Linked DNA regions of Homo sapiens: region 1 is linked to region 2. Evidence: read pairs that join two places in POLR2A ChIA-PET (ENCODE). Cell type or tissue: Panc1. All regions are shown on one strand. Links, peaks and the distances in the headings refer to the core of each region. The heading gives the core; the rest is flanking DNA.

The links. ChIA-PET counts read pairs that join two places held together with the same protein. Peaks named below come from ENCODE experiments on the same cell type or tissue, not always from the same donor. Only the 100,000 strongest peaks of a DNase experiment are listed, where the experiment ranks them.
Region 1: POLR2A ChIA-PET joins it to region 2 with 12 read pairs; 8 of 35 experiments call an interaction of 5 or more read pairs at or near these places.

The regions. Positions count from the first base shown.
Region 1 is chr13:52,612,821-52,620,514 of GRCh38, forward strand. It overlaps a transcript of HNRNPA1L2 not described here. Among named protein-coding and RNA genes, the nearest start is that of LINC00345, 16 kb to the left of the region's middle. RefSeq lists enhancers at 4,020-4,139, 4,530-4,749. In Panc1, for the core only: no CTCF peak of the experiment used is centred there; a DNase peak (open chromatin) is centred at 4,631; H3K4me3 peaks cover 1,992 bases; H3K27ac peaks cover 851 bases.
Region 2 is chr13:52,675,128-52,682,821 of GRCh38, forward strand. It overlaps SUGT1 (SGT1 assembly cochaperone of MIS12 kinetochore complex), which reads left to right. Exons shown (of 13, transcript NM_006704.5): 11 at 1,103-1,193; 12 at 4,847-5,028. Among named protein-coding and RNA genes, the nearest start is that of SUGT1, 26 kb to the left of the region's middle. In Panc1, for the core only: no CTCF peak of the experiment used is centred there; no DNase peak of the experiment used is centred there.

The DNA of each region.
Region 1 (7,694 bases), core at 3,238-5,737, 62 kb before region 2:
GTGTCTCAGGATAGGACTGATCCTAAGCTCTCATGCTGGACTCCTCCAAAGATATGCTATACTTTGGAACACAGAAAAACTCTTCATAATATCCAGTGCTAAGTGCTTTATAATACAATTGAATGCAAGAGCAACACTATTTTCACTTAGATTTCTGACTTTTAATGATGATTCAAGAGGTCTGCAGCACCATGAATTATTAATAGCTGGAAACAATATTCTGATTTATTTTTCTTTTTCTTTCTTTTTTTTTTTTTTTTGAGACAGAGTTTCGCTCTTGTTGCCCAGGCTGGAGTGCAGTGGTGCGATCTCGGCTCACTGCAAACTCTGCCTCCCGGGTTCAAGCGATTCTCCTGCCTCAGCCTCTGGAGTAGCTGGGATTACAGGCATATGCCACCACACCTGGCTAATTTTGCATTTTTAGAGCCCCATTGTAGAGATGGGGCTTCTCCATGTTGGACACTATCTCAAAAAAAAAAAAAAAATCAGTAGCATTTCTATATGCCAACAGTGAGCAATGTGAAAAAGAAATTTAGAAAGTACTCCCAGTTACAATAGCCACACATAAAATTAAATACTCAGGAATTAATGAATGATGTGAAAAGTCTGTATAATGAAAACCATAAAATACTGATGAAGGAAGTTGAAGAGGACATTAAAAAATGGAAAGACATTCCATATTCATAGATTGGAAGAATTGATATTGTTAAAATGTGCATTCTGCCCAAAGCAATCTACAGATTCAACGCAATTCCTATCAAAATACCAATGACATTCTTCACAGAAATAGAAAAAAAAGAATCCTAAAATTTATCTGAAACCACAAAAGACCCAGAATAGCCAAAGGGATCCTAAGCAAAAAGCACAAAACTGGAGGAATCACATTACCTGACTTCAAATTATACTAGAGAGCTATAGTAACCAAAACAGCATGGTACTGGCATAAAAACAGAAACATAGACCAATGAAACAGAATAGAGAACCCCAAAACAAATCCACACTCTACAGTGAACTCACTTTCAACAAAGGTGCCAAGACATACACTGGGGAAAAGACAGTCCCTTCAATAAATGGTGCTGGGAAAACCAGATATCCACATGCAAAAGAATGAAACTAGACCACTATCTCTCGCCATATAGAAAAATCAAATCGAAATGGATGAAAGACTTAAGACCTCAAACTATAAAGCTACTACAAGAAAACATTGGGAAAAATCTCTAAGACATTGGTCTGGGCAAAAATTTCTTGAGTAATACTCCACAAACACAGGCAACCAAAGTGAAAATGAACATATGGGATCACATCAAGTTTAAAAACCTTCTGCACAGAAAAGGATACAGTCAACAAAGTGAAGAGACAACCCACCAAATGGGAGAAAATATTTGCAAACCACCCATCTGACAAGGGATTAATAACCAGAATATATAAGGAGTTCAAACAACTCTATAGCCAGCCATCCCATTACTGGGTATATACCCAAAGGACTATAAATCATGCTGCTATAAAGACACATGCACACGTATGTTTATTGCGGCACTATTCACAATAGCAAAGACTTGGAACCAACCCAAATGTCCAACAATGATAGACTGGATTAAGAAAATGTGGCACATATACACCATGGAATACTATGCACCCATAAAAAATGATGAGTTCATGTCCTTTGTAGGGACATGGATGAAATTGGAAATCATCATTCTCAGTAAACTGTCACAAGGACAAAAAACCAAACACCGCATGTTCTCACTCATAGATGGGAATTGAACAATGAGAACACATGGACACAGGAAGGGGAACATCACACTCTGGGGACTGTTGTGGGGTTGGAGGAGGGGGGAGGGATAGCATTAGGAGATATACCTAATGCTAAATGACGAGTTAATGAGTGCAGCACACCAGCATGGCACATGTATACATATGTAACTAACCTGCACATTGTGCACATGTACCCTAAAACTTAAAGTATAATAATAATAAAAATAAAATAAAATAAAATAAATAAAACAACTCTATAGGAAAAATACTAATAATTTGATCAAAAAACGAGCAAAAGATTTGAATAGGCATTTCTCAAAAGAAAACAAATAGCAAACAGACATATGAAAAGGTGCTTATCATTATCATCAGAGAAATGCAAATCAAAACTGCAATGAGATATCATTTCACCCCAGTTAAAATGGCTTATATCCAAAGCCAGGTAATAACAAATACTGGCAAGGATGTGGAGAAAAGGGAACACTTGTACACTGTTGGTGGAATGTATATTAGTACAACCACTATGGAGAACAGTTTGGAGGTTCCTCAAAAAACTAAAAATTGAGCTACTACATCATCCAACAATCCCACTCCTAGGTATATACCCAAAAGAAAGGAAATCAGAATATAGAAAAGATATCCACACTCCTATGTTTGTTGCAGCACTGTTTACAATGGCTAAGATTTGGAAGCAACCTCAGTGCCCATCAACAAAGGAATGGATAAAGAAAATGTGGTATATATACACAATGGAGTTCTATTCAGCCATGAAAAAGAATGAGATTCAGGCATTTGGAACAGCGTGGATGGAACTGGAGGTCATTATGCTAAATGAAATAAGCTAGGAAAAGAAAGACAAACGTCTCATGTTCTCACTTATTTGTGGCATCTAAAAATCAAAACTATTGAACTCCTGGTCATAGAGAGTAGAAGGATAGTTACCAGAGGCTGAGAAGGGTAGTGGGGAGTTGGAGGGGAGGTGGGGATGGTTAGTGGGTACAAAAAATATAGAAAGAATAAGACCTATTTTAATTGCGCAATAGGGTGACTGTAGTCAATAACAATTGTATATTTTTAAATAACTTAAAGAATGTAATTGAATTGTTTGTAATTCAAAGGATAAATGCTTGAGTACTCCATTCTCCATGATGTGATTAATACGCATTGCATGCCTATATCAAAACATCTCATGTATTCCATAACTATATACACCTACTATGTACCCACAAAAAATTTAAAAATAATTTAAAACAGTTTTTTAAAGAAAATACTGATGAAATGAATGGAATTAACTAATTCAAAGTTTTCTAGGATGTGGTAGCAACTCTCTGAAAATCGTCCCCCAGTGGCCACTGCTGCTGGTACTTTCAGGGAAGTGTGGTTCCTTCACTTTGAATCTGGACTGGCCCTGTGACCCATTTTGCACCAATAGAATGAAATGAAAGTGATGTCATGTGACTTTCAATGCTGTGCAGCTTTAGTCTGGTGTGAATGTTCACTCTAAGGCAAGCCAGCTGCTCTGTAAGAAGTCCAAATATAGGCCAGGCCCAGTGGCTCACGTCTGTAATCCCAGCACTTTGGGAGGCCGAGGCAGGCCGATCACGAGGTCAAGAGATCAAGATCATCCTGGCCAATGTGGTGAAACCCCATCTCTACTAAAAATACAAAAATTAGCTGGGCGTGGTGGTGCATGCCTGTAGTTCTAGCTACTCGGGAAGCTGAGGCAGGAGAATTGCTTGAACTCAGGAGGTGGAGGTTGGAGTAAGCTGAGATTGCGCCACTGTACTCCAGCCTGGAGAGAGAGAGAGACTAAAAAAAAAAAATAATAATAATAATAAAAAGAAGTCCAAATATGCTGAGATGCCATGCTGTGAGGAAGTGCAACCCAGCCAGGTACAAAAGTCATGGGGCAAGCTGGCGCAGTGTCTCACGCCTGTAATCCCACACTTTGGGAGGCTGAGGCAGGTGGATCACCTGAGGTCAGGAGTTTGAGACCAGCCTGGACAACATGGTGAAACTCCCGTCTCTACTAAAAAAATACAAAAAGTAGCCAGGTGTGGTGTCGTATGCTAATCTGGAGGCTGCTAATCTCCAGCTAATCTGGAGGCTGAGGCAGGAGGATAGCTTGAACCTGGGAGGCAGAGGTTGTAGTGAGTCAAGATCACGACACTGTGCTTCAGCCTGGGCAACAGAGTGAGACTTCATCTCAAAAAAAAAAAAAAAAAAAAAAAAAAAAAAGCACGGGGCAAAGGTGTGGAGAGAGATTCAGCTAGCCCCTGTTTCTTCCAGTTACTCCAGCTGAGGCATCAGATGTGTGGGTGAAGAAACCACCAGACGCGGTGGCTCACGCCTCTAATACCAGCACTTTGGGAGGCCGAGGCGGGCGGATCACGAGGTCAGGAGTTTGAGACCAGCCTGGCCAACATGCTGAAACCCCGTCTCTACTAAAAGTACAAAAAAGAAAAAAAAAATAGCCGGGCGTGGTGGCGCACGCCTGTAATCCTAGCTACTCAGGAGACTGAGGCAGGAGAACTGGTTGAACACGGGAGGCGGAGGTTGCAGTGAGCTAAGATCGCGCCACTGCGCTCCAGCCTGGGCGACAGAGGGAGAGTCAGTCTCAGAAAAACAACAACATAAAAACAGACTGATCATCTGTAGTTTTTGCACAACTGATCACGCCCTCCACTATCTTGTTCGGCGGTCTCGGCGGTCTGGAATCCTCCTAGGCCAGCGAACCTTACTGAACACTGGCGAGGACTCCGCCTCTAGGAATAGAATCGCGGGGTAGGTGGGGTCGTCTGGAGGTAGCTGGCTCCGCCCGGCCCGCGGGCGAGTCCGGAATACAGTTACCCACCTCAGTTGCCCACCGGAAAGCAAAGGGAGAGGAACCCGCCAGACCAGAAACGGAAGAGAGCGCGGGGGATGTGTTTGGCGTGGGGCGCACTGTTCAGTTGCTCTCCTGGATGGCTTTATGTCTCCGCGGTGTTTCCTAGAGTCTCGGCGTTTCTACCTCTTCGCACCCTTTCCTGCCACCCTTTGTCCCCTGGAAGCCCGGAGACATCAGCGGCTGCAATTTTGCTACTCGCTGCTCGGCGTGGAACTGTCAGGTACCGCAGTTCAGCACTTTTGGCTCCGCAGGTCCTCGGGCATCCCTGTGCCCCGTGCTGTACATTCAGTTATCCTCCAACTTCCTGGTGTCGATGTTATTACCTGCTGGGTTTTAGAAGCTATTGCTTTAAATCTGAGAAAAGAAAAATCCCAGAAAGATAAGATGACTTGCCCAAGGAAACATAGCGTGCGTGGAAGACAGAGCTCCAATTACAAGCCGGGTCGCTGTGCCTCATTCGTCTTGTCATCAACTCCTGTCAGTTTATCCAAGCTCCAAAAGCGAAGTTGTTTTAGCTTTTGCTTCCCAAGATTTATGTGATAGTCTCATTTCTGTTTCCTTCATTTATTCTTTAGTTCATTATTGGAAAACTTTACAGCGTGCCAGTACTGGTCATAAACCCCAAGTAAGACAGTCTTGTCATCACGGAGCGTGTAGTTCCAGCAAGTAGACAATTTAAGTGCTGTGTAGTGAAGTAATTGCTGAGATAGTGTATGGAAGCACAGAGTACACCATTCATCCAACAAGTAATTGCTGGAGGAGCAAATAGGGACACCTAACCATTGCAGGGGCGACTCAGGATATCCTTTCTGGAAGAAAAGTCTGATGAAATCTGAAGGACCACTGGTTGAAGTTAGCCAGGAAAGAAAACGTGTTGCAGCATACTTGGTTTTGCTGTTTATCCTCCGAGTACTTTATTGTTATGAAAGCCTAATTCCACTGTGTAACTTCCATGCATAACACTCAGAAGCCAGTTAAGTACAGTGCTGAAGCAGGTTAGTAGCAGTGAAGATGGGAAGGACCAGCTGAATGGAGGAGAAAAATTGCCCAGGTAGAATTAAGGGGATGTGACATCATGGGATAATGGTAGGGTGGTCAGAGATAGCAAAGATTTCAACTGGCTGCTTTGGAGGATTATGGTATCCTTAACGTTAGCAGAAGAATGCAGATCCGGGGTTGAGAAAGATTTTTACGTATGTTATAATTTTTGGAAAACAGAAAAAATCTGTTTATGTCAGGGGGCATTTTAATATAGAAGTGTGAAAAATGGAAAATCAGTCTGAAAGGGGACGTCTTAAATGTCGTTTTGAAGGTGTTGCATTTGAAGTACTGATGAGATACTGTCAGTGGAAACAAACTCAGGTGGGAGGTTAGGTTTAGAATTTTATGTTAGTGTTATGGAGTTACTTATACATAATTTTCCTGTAATGTAGATTGCTTTCTGTGGTATGAAAGCAGTCTTGAAAGGAAACATTGTAGTAAAGATTATATGTGAGATTCATTCCCCTGATTACCACCTTTCTGTTAAAGTACCTTTAATATTAACTTTATTTTCTTTTTTTGAGACGGAGTTTTGCTCTTGTTGCCCAGGCTGGAGTGCAATGGCACGATCTCGGGTCACCACAATCTCCGCCTCCCGGGTTCAAGCGATTCTCCTGCCTCAGCCTCCTGAGTAGCTGGGATTACAGGCATGCCCCAGCTAATTTTGTATTTTTAGTAGAGATGGGGTTTCTCCATGTTGGCCAGGCTCCAACTCCCGACCTCAGGTGATCGGCCCGCATTGGCCTCTCAAAGTGCTGGGATTACAGGCATGAGCCACCACGCCCGGCCAACTTTATTTATTGTTATTATTATTACTAATTATTTTTGAGATGGAGTCTCACTCTGTGGCCCAGGCTGGAGTACAGTGGCAGGATCTTGGCTCGCTGCAACCTCTGCCTCCCTGGTTCAAGCGATTCTTGTGCCTCAGCCTCCTGAATAGCTGGGACTACAAGCGTACGTTACCACGCCTGGCTCATTTTTGTATTTTTAGTAGAAACGGAGTTTCACTGTGTTGGCCAGGCTGGTCTCGAACTCCAGACCTCAGGTAATCCATCCGCCTCGGCCTCCCAAAATGCTGGGATTACAGGCGTGAGCCGCTGCACCTGACCAGTGTTAACTTTAAGTGTAGAATAATAGGCTGGGCGTGGTGGCTCACGCCTGTAATCCCAACACTTTGGGAGGCTGAGGCAGGCGGATCACAAGGTAAGGAGATCCAGACCATCCTGGCTAACATGGTGAAACCCCGTCTCTACTGAAAACACAAAAAATTAGCCGGGCGTGGTGGCGGGCACCTGTAGTCCCCGCTACTCGGGAGGGTGAGGCAGGAGAATGGCGTGAACCCGGGAGGCGGAGCTTGCAGTGAGCTGAAATCGCGCCACTGCACTCTAGCCTGGCGACAGAGCGAGATTCCGTCTCAAAAAAAAAAAAAAAAAAAAAAAAGAATAATAATTATTTTCTTAGATTGTACCATATATTGAATATTATGAGAGTCCTGTGTACTTATTATGAGGATACTAGTTTGGCAATTGTTTTTTCATTCTAATTTTAAAGTGCCTGATTTGATAGCCTCTGACGTTTTCATAAGCAGATCAGATAGTTTCAGCATTTTTTGAAATTGCCGTTTTCTCTTTCATGCAAGTGTCCTTAGCCTGTGGCTACTATTTTCTGGCTTTGAGAACTTGATATAGTATTTAACCTAAGGTCTGATACAGGCTCTTGAGCTCACCTGCATCAGAAGCACCTGGGTCTTATTTAACATGCTGATTCCTGAACCCCATTCCAAACTTACAAACTAAGAATCTTAGGAATCTGTGTTTTAAGTCAGCTGCCTATGTGATTTGTATAACCTCTAGAGATTCATAACCACTGACCTAACGTCTGTGGGCAGCAGTTTGTTCTGTAAAACGAGAATAATAAAACCTATCCTTTAAGATTGTAAGGATTAAGTAACATAGGTAACATAGCTACTGTAATGTGGTCCCCTGATCAGCAGAATTAGCAACACCTGGGA
Region 2 (7,694 bases), core at 2,510-5,009:
CTTCAGAGCCCTTCAAGATGTATAAAGCGTTTCCCCTTCACAGTCAGGTGTGCTCTCTCCTGAGCTTTTAGAACATTTACTTATTTAGAACTTCAGTAACTTTCTTAAAGTATCTCACATACTTCCAAATGGTCGAGGATGTGTCTTTAATATTTTAAAAATCCACCTGGGCTTGGTGGCTCATGCCTGTAATCCTAGCACTTTGGGAGGCTGAGGTGGGAGAATGGCTTGAGGCCAGGAGTCTGAGACCAGCCTGGGCAACCTAGTGAGACTCTGTCTCTACGAAAAATTTTAAAAACATTAGCCAGGAGTGGTGGCACTTGTCTGTAGTCCCAGCTACTTGGGAAGCTGAGGCTGGAGGATCACTTGAGCCCAGGAGTTCAAGTCTAGAGTGAGCTATGATCCTTCTACTGCACTCCAGCCTGGGAGACAGAGCAAGACCCTGTCTCTAAAAATAAAACAAAAATCTCCCACAGCCTTGAAGACTGTACTGTCTCATAGTAGGTGCTTAGTAATTATTTGTTGAATGAAAGATTGCCTGAATGTTAACATGAGTTGTATTGTGTTTATACAGTGAAATAAGTTTCTCCACTGTAAAACAGGTTAATGCACATGTAAATGCAGTAATTCTTTTAGAATCAGATTTCTCTGTAATGGCATTATTGACATTTTGGGGAATTGCCCAGTACATTGTAGGATGTTTAGTAGCAACCGTGGTCTCTACTCAATAGATGTCATTATCACCTCTTCCCTCACTGCAGTATGACAACCCACAATGTCTCCAGACATGGCTAAATGTCCCCTGGGTGGCAGAATCATCCCTGGTTCAGAACATTGCTTTGGATGAAAAAAAGCATATGTATTTCAAGTCTCTTCTTGATTATAGCTTATATATAGTGTGTATGTTGTTTTTTTTCAAGGGTGAATTTTGAGTGTAGAAACAAAATTGTTTCATAGTTTTTCAAATTTAACCTTGTATAATTTAAGGAAACTGTCAAAGATACTATTCTTAACAAAACTTTGATGACTTAAGAAAACTGCATTTTTTACTGTTTTGTGTATTTTACGTCGAGTAATGGAGTTTATTTGGTGTTTCCTCCAGATTGAAATTAAACTGAAAAAGCCAGAGGCTGTGAGATGGGAAAAGCTAGAGGGGCAAGGAGATGTGCCTACGCCAAAACAATTCGTAGCAGGTTTGTTTTCTGGCCTTGATGAGCTTTATATTCATATTGTGTTGTGTAATTGAAATTAAATAGTAATGAACATTCTTTTTACTTTCATTATTTATGTTCTCAAGATAAGATACATTGAGTATAATAAGGTTGCTCCGTAATGAATATAAAGTAGCCTTTCTGTGAAAGTTCTGACTTCTCAAATTCTAAGAATACAAATGAATGGCAGCAAAATCCTAGAGGGAGTTGGGATTTATTGTTTACCATGTAAAGTTTATGACATCAGTTGGAGGGTGTTTAGTTTTGCGTGTTGGCCCTTCCTGTTGTTTCTTTTTGGGTTGTAAGTTGGTTTACTCGGCGGATATATTTCCCCTTCTTCCCTCTCCCTTTCTTAATTCCTTTCTGTTCCTTCTACTGATACTGTCATCTAATTGCCTGGAATTTGCAGGGCTTTACAGGGTAAGGTATCTACCCCATTTCTTATTGCTAATTTAGAGATGGACGCAAATAGGTGGTAAATGCCAAAGGAAAGTCTAGGAGAAGAGTAGAAAACCAGGCTTCATTGTATATATAACCCTGTAAGAAACAGAACTTTGTGTTGAGGTCAATTTTAAGTATGTGCAATAACTAGGTAAGAATTTTTCTAGTGGACAAATTCACAGCACACTCAGAACTACAACCTAAGATTATATTTTATAGCAATAGCTTCATTAATGAGTGGAGGGAAATTTCTTTTTATTGGAAGTAATGGTCTGATTTAATGACTGAAACAAGCTAACATGTGTCTCAGCTTTTTCTGATTTTGACTGCTTTCTTCTGTAACAGAAAACACATTTCCTTGTGGCACCTTTTAGAAAACACTGAGTTATTCAACAGATCATTTGTGTGTGTGTTTGTGTGTGTGTGTATAGTTATTTCTTAAGAAATAATTTTGGATGTTTAGAAATTTCAAAAATAAGAGATTCTCATATAGCTTTCACCCAGTTTCCCCCATTGATAGTGTCTTAACTAGTCCAATGATTACCTCTTAAGTAGTCTGTGGTATAATTTTCAAAATCAGGGTATTAACACCAACAGATACTTTTTAAGGACTGAAGTATATCTAGTTGGTATTTAAGGTATTTAAGCATCTGCTTCACACTTTATTTGAAAGATGTATGTGTTTCTTTTAGGACTGACTCCAATAGATTTTGAGGCTGAGGTTTATATGTAGCTGAAAGCTTTAAAAAATATATAATCACTTTAAATGTAGTATCTTACTTAATTCTAACAGCCCTGCATAACAGGCAGCCCCTTAGTATTCCTCCCATTTTGCAGGCTCAGAAAAGTTAAGCTCAAGATTATCCCTCAGTTCTCATTGTCTAGGACTAAAATCTAGGTCTTCTCAGTTGGGTCCAGTTATTCTGTTAACCCGTTGTCTACTTGTTGCATACTGCTTGTTGTTGCATTTTCTAACAATGGAAACAGTCTTTGCCGACATGAGTATCTAGTAGTTATTTGATATTATAGTGAATGAGCAGGGAGGTTAGATTACTCATCTCTCAGTAGTTCATCTGCCATCTCCAGGTGTTAAAAGTTTTTCTGAGATTAAAGATCAAGGCTTTTTAGTGTTACAGTTACCATGTTTTTTCTAAACTCAACACCTTAGATATTCAAGATGATACTCTTCCTGTCCTGTTTTTGTAAGAAATTAATATACTTGTCAGATTCCTGTGTATTGCAAGCTGGAGACTGTAGATAAGGGCAAGTCACTTAACCTATCTGACCCAGCTTGCTTATCTACAAAATAGAGATTAAAACCTCTGTTCTCATCCTTCCTGGGAGTCAGCATTAGGATTAATTAAATCCATATTTCCCAGGCTCTTAACTTACCATGGCACGCATTTTTTGTTTTACCTGGCTACTAGTGAAAATGTACAAAGATAGAAGGATATCTAGTAGAAGGAAGGTGGATAGGATTTTCAAAACAATATATTTGGCCCTGAAAAAAAACTATGTGTTGGTGTTGTGTGTGTTGTTTTGTTTTGAGGAGGAATGGGCAGGGAGAAAGTCGGTTTACAAGTGAAGAGAAAGCGTAGAAAAACAGTGGATGTTAGTTTCTCAGCTATTTTGACAAAAGGGATGTAGAGAGCAGTATTGGGAGGAACATTTAGATTAGTACTAATGTGTCCTAATACATACTGATGGGGAAATTTTGAATTGGGTTTTTTGAAAACTGTAGCTCTTTTGTCCAACACAGTAGCTGCTAGCCACATGTTACCTGTTGAGCACTTGAAATATGACTAGTCTGCATTGAGATGATGTGCTATGTGAAATATATGCTACAGTTTGAAGAGTTAGTATGAAAAAAAGAATATAAAATATCTTCATTTTTTTTGTTGGTTTTTTTTTTTTTTTAAGAGAGAGTCTTGCTGTGTCACCCAGGCTGGAATGCAGTGGCACTGTCATGGCTCAGTGTAGCCTCAACCTCCTGGACTCAAGCAGTCCTCTACCCCAACCTTCCGAGTAGCTGGTACTGCAGGCATGTGCCACCACGCCCAGCTAATTATTATTATTTTTTTTTCATAGAGATGGGCTCTCACTATGTTGCCCAGGCTGGTCTCACACTTCTGGCCTCAAGCAATCCTCCTACTTGGCCTCCCAAAGTGCTGGGATTATAGGTGTGAGCCCCCATGCCCGGCCTCTGTTGGTTTCAAGTCAATATGATACTATATTTGATATATCAGGTTAAATAAAATGTATTATTAAACTGCATTTCACCTGATTCTTTTTAGTAATGTAGTTACTAGGAAGTTTTAAATTATATATGTGACTCACATTTGAGGCTGTCATTATATTTTCATTGGATAGTCAACAGAGCTGCTCCTATAGCTACTAGGTTGTCTAGTTATTTTCTAATTATTTGTGTGCCAAGATCTTGATGCCTTTGGTCTTTGGAGCAATCTTGGCAGTACCCCGAGCCCCTGGGCCAGTAGCCTCTCTCGCTGCAAGCAGCTCTGTTTACTCCAGTGTGCCCTACAAATACTATTATTTGCTAGGTGTATGGGATGTGGGCATTGAACTTTAGATCATCAAGTGTAGTACTTTAAACATTTAGAAATTACTTACTGTTATTGCCTATTAAAATAATCTTACTTTTTTGATGGGAGAGTATGGAGTGGCATGGATGATTATTTATATTTTCAGGCTATTTATACTCTGAAAGATACTAAGTACTTTAGAAAAAGTCACATTTTTAACATTTATTAAAATCTTAGTTACAAAAGATTTCTTAGGCATCCTTTAAAAAATTTCATTTTTAGAATTGTTCGTACTGTCTCTGCAACTTTTCTGAAAACATAAAAGTTCTGTATACTTTTCATCTAGTTTCTGTTATCAACATGAAGAATCTGCTTTTAATCTAATTTTGTATAGCATATCAAAAGTTTACACTTTATTGAGTTATTTTGCTCAAAAGAAATCCCCAGATTTTACATTATGGTAACTGACTCAGTTTTTAGAAATGTGAATTTTGTTATTGACCTATATACCAGAAAGACACTTATTGCATACCTGAAATTCAGTAACCTAAACTGTTTGCTAAGATGTTCCATATACATGGTCACAAAGTTTACATATTCTCGACATAATTGAAACATGTTGATTAATTACTTCTGCCTTTTTTTACTTCATAGATGTAAAGAACCTATATCCATCATCATCTCCTTATACAAGAAATTGGGATAAATTGGTTGGTGAGATCAAAGAAGAAGAAAAGAATGAAAAGTTGGAGGGAGATGCAGCTTTAAACAGATTATTTCAGCAGATCTATTCAGATGGTTCTGATGAAGTGAAACGTGCCATGAACAAATCCTTTGTAAGAATATAAACTTAAAGAAATATATATGGGAGCAAATTTTACATATTTTAAACGAGAAAATTGGTAATGTGAGACCAAATTGCGTGTACTATAGCTGGGAGAACTTTTTGAATAAGGTCTGTCTGAACGTTTCTTTTTGCTCTAAGAGTAATTTTTGAGGAAGTTGAAAACTTATGGAAGAGATGAGAAACAAGTGGTTTATCTTAAATAGGTATTTTTTATCAGTGAGTTAGATTGATATGGAGTCATCTCACTTGGATTTATCCCAGTAGCTGAGTGAACTTCTGTTGTTTCCCTTCTAGACTCATATGTAGCCTCAGTGTTAGAGATGAAGAATATAGATACGAAACTTTTCAGAATAGTGTTTGCAAGTAGAAGGTGCACGTTATTCATTGGTTTAACAACTCTCTTGATTAAGAAAATTCAGGCTTTTTGTCAGGGCAGCATAAATACCTAAATTAGACCTCAAAATTTTAGTAATAATTCGTCATTGTATATTTAGCTTGCAGTTGTAATCATGTGACTTTTATTAATACCAGTAGCTCTGGAAATATGACTCTTTTAAGACATATTTACAGTAGAAAGTTAAAATTAGTATTTTAATTTAATATTTAGTTAATGTGGTTGAGGCTTAGGTATTTCACACTTAAGAAATCTGTGGTAATTGGTCATGATTGTGCTTTTCACAGTTTATTTATTTAGAGACAAGGTCTCACTCTGTTGCCCAGGCTTGAGTACAGTGGCGTGATCTCGGCTCACTGCAGCCTCTGTCTGCCGGGCTCAAGTGATTTTCCTACCTCAGCCTCTGCAGTAGCTGGGACTATAGACATGCACCACCACGCCTGGCTACTTTATTTCTTGTAGAGGTGGGGTTGCGCCACGTTGCCCAGGCTGGTCTCGAACTCCTGGCTTCAAGCAATCTAGCCGCCTCAGCCTCCCAAAGTGCTGGGATTACAGGCGTGAGGCACCTCAACCAGCCTCACTATTGATTAAAAAATTTTTTTTCATCACTTTTGGGAGACTGAGGTGGGAGGATCACTTGAGCTAAAGATCTTGAGATTAGCCTGGGCAACATAGAGAGACCCTATCTCTACAAAAAAAAAAAAAAAATTAGCTAGGCCTGGTGGCATGTGTCTGTGGTCTTAGCTACTTGGGAAGGTGAGGTGGGAGGATCTCTTGAGCCTGGGTGGTCAAGGTTGCAGTGAGCTGTTTTTTTGTGCCACTGAACTACAGCCTGGGCAACAGAGACCCTGTCTCAAAAAAAAAAAAAAAGTCTTCATTAAACTTTTAGTTTTGAGATAATTGTAGATTGACATGCAATCCTAAGAAATGAGATTCTTTGTACCTTTTACAAAGTTTCCATTGATGGAAACATTTTGTCAAAACTATGCTACAACATCACAACCATGATACTGACAGTTAAGATAGGGAACCTTTAATCCCAGTGCTTTGGGAGTCTGAGGCCACAGGATCCCTTGAGGCTAGACCAGCCTGGACAATATGGTAAGTTCTGGTCTCTACAAGAAATTTAAAAGCTACCTTGGCATGATGTTGTGCCCCTGTCAGCTCAGGCGTCTGCGGCAAGAGTATTGTTTGAGCCCAGGAGTTCAAGGTTGCAGTGAGCTATGATCGTGCCACTACACTTAGCTTGGGCAGCAAAGTGAGACCCTATCTCTTTAAAAAAAAAAAAAAGAGAGAGAGAGAGATAGAACATTTTCATGGATTCCAAGGATCCCTTATGTTGCTATCTTATGGCCATACTAACCCCACCCCCACCCTTCCATGATCCCTGATGATCACAAATCTGGCAATCTTTGTCAGATATGTAGTTTACACATATTTTCTCCCAGTATGTAGTTTTCATTTTCTTAATAGGGTCTTTCATAGAACCAAAATATTTCATTTTGATTAAGTCTAATTTACCGCTTTTTATGGATCATGCTTTTAGTTTCAGGTCTTATTAACTCTTTGCCTAGTCCTAGATCTCAAAGACTCTCTCCTATTTAAAAAATAAATAAAAGTAATATTGTTTTACATATTACATTTATTTTTTATTTAGAGACAGGGTCTCATTCTGTCACCCAGGCTGAAGTACAGTGGCACAGTCACAGTTCACTGTAACCTCAAAGTCCTGGGCTCAAGTGATCCTTATGCCTCAGCCTCCCAAGTAGATGGGACTACACATCCATGCTGCCATGCCTGGCTAATTTTTAAAATTTTTTGTAGAGGTGGGGGTGTCTCCGTATTGCTTAGGGTGGTCTCGAACTTCTGACCTCAAGCAGTCCTTCGGCCTTGGCTTCCTGAAGTGCTAGAGTTACAGGCGTGAGCCACAGCACCTGGCCTACATATTACATTTAAGTCTGTGATGCATTTTGAATTTTTATGTCAAGTGTGAGATTTAACTTGAGGTTCCTTTTTGTGGGGTGGATAGTATGTTCGGGTGTTCTGGCACCTATCTTTTCTCATTGAATTGCTTTTGCACCTTTCTTAAAAATCAGTTGAGCGTATTTGTGTGAGTCTATTTCTAAGTTCCCCACTGTGTTAGATTGAGCTGTATGTGATCTATATGTATGTTCCTCTGTCAGTCCCACTGTCTTAAGCTGTAGCTGTTTAAGTCTGAAATTGGGCAGACTCATTCCTCCTACTTTATCCTTTATTTTCAC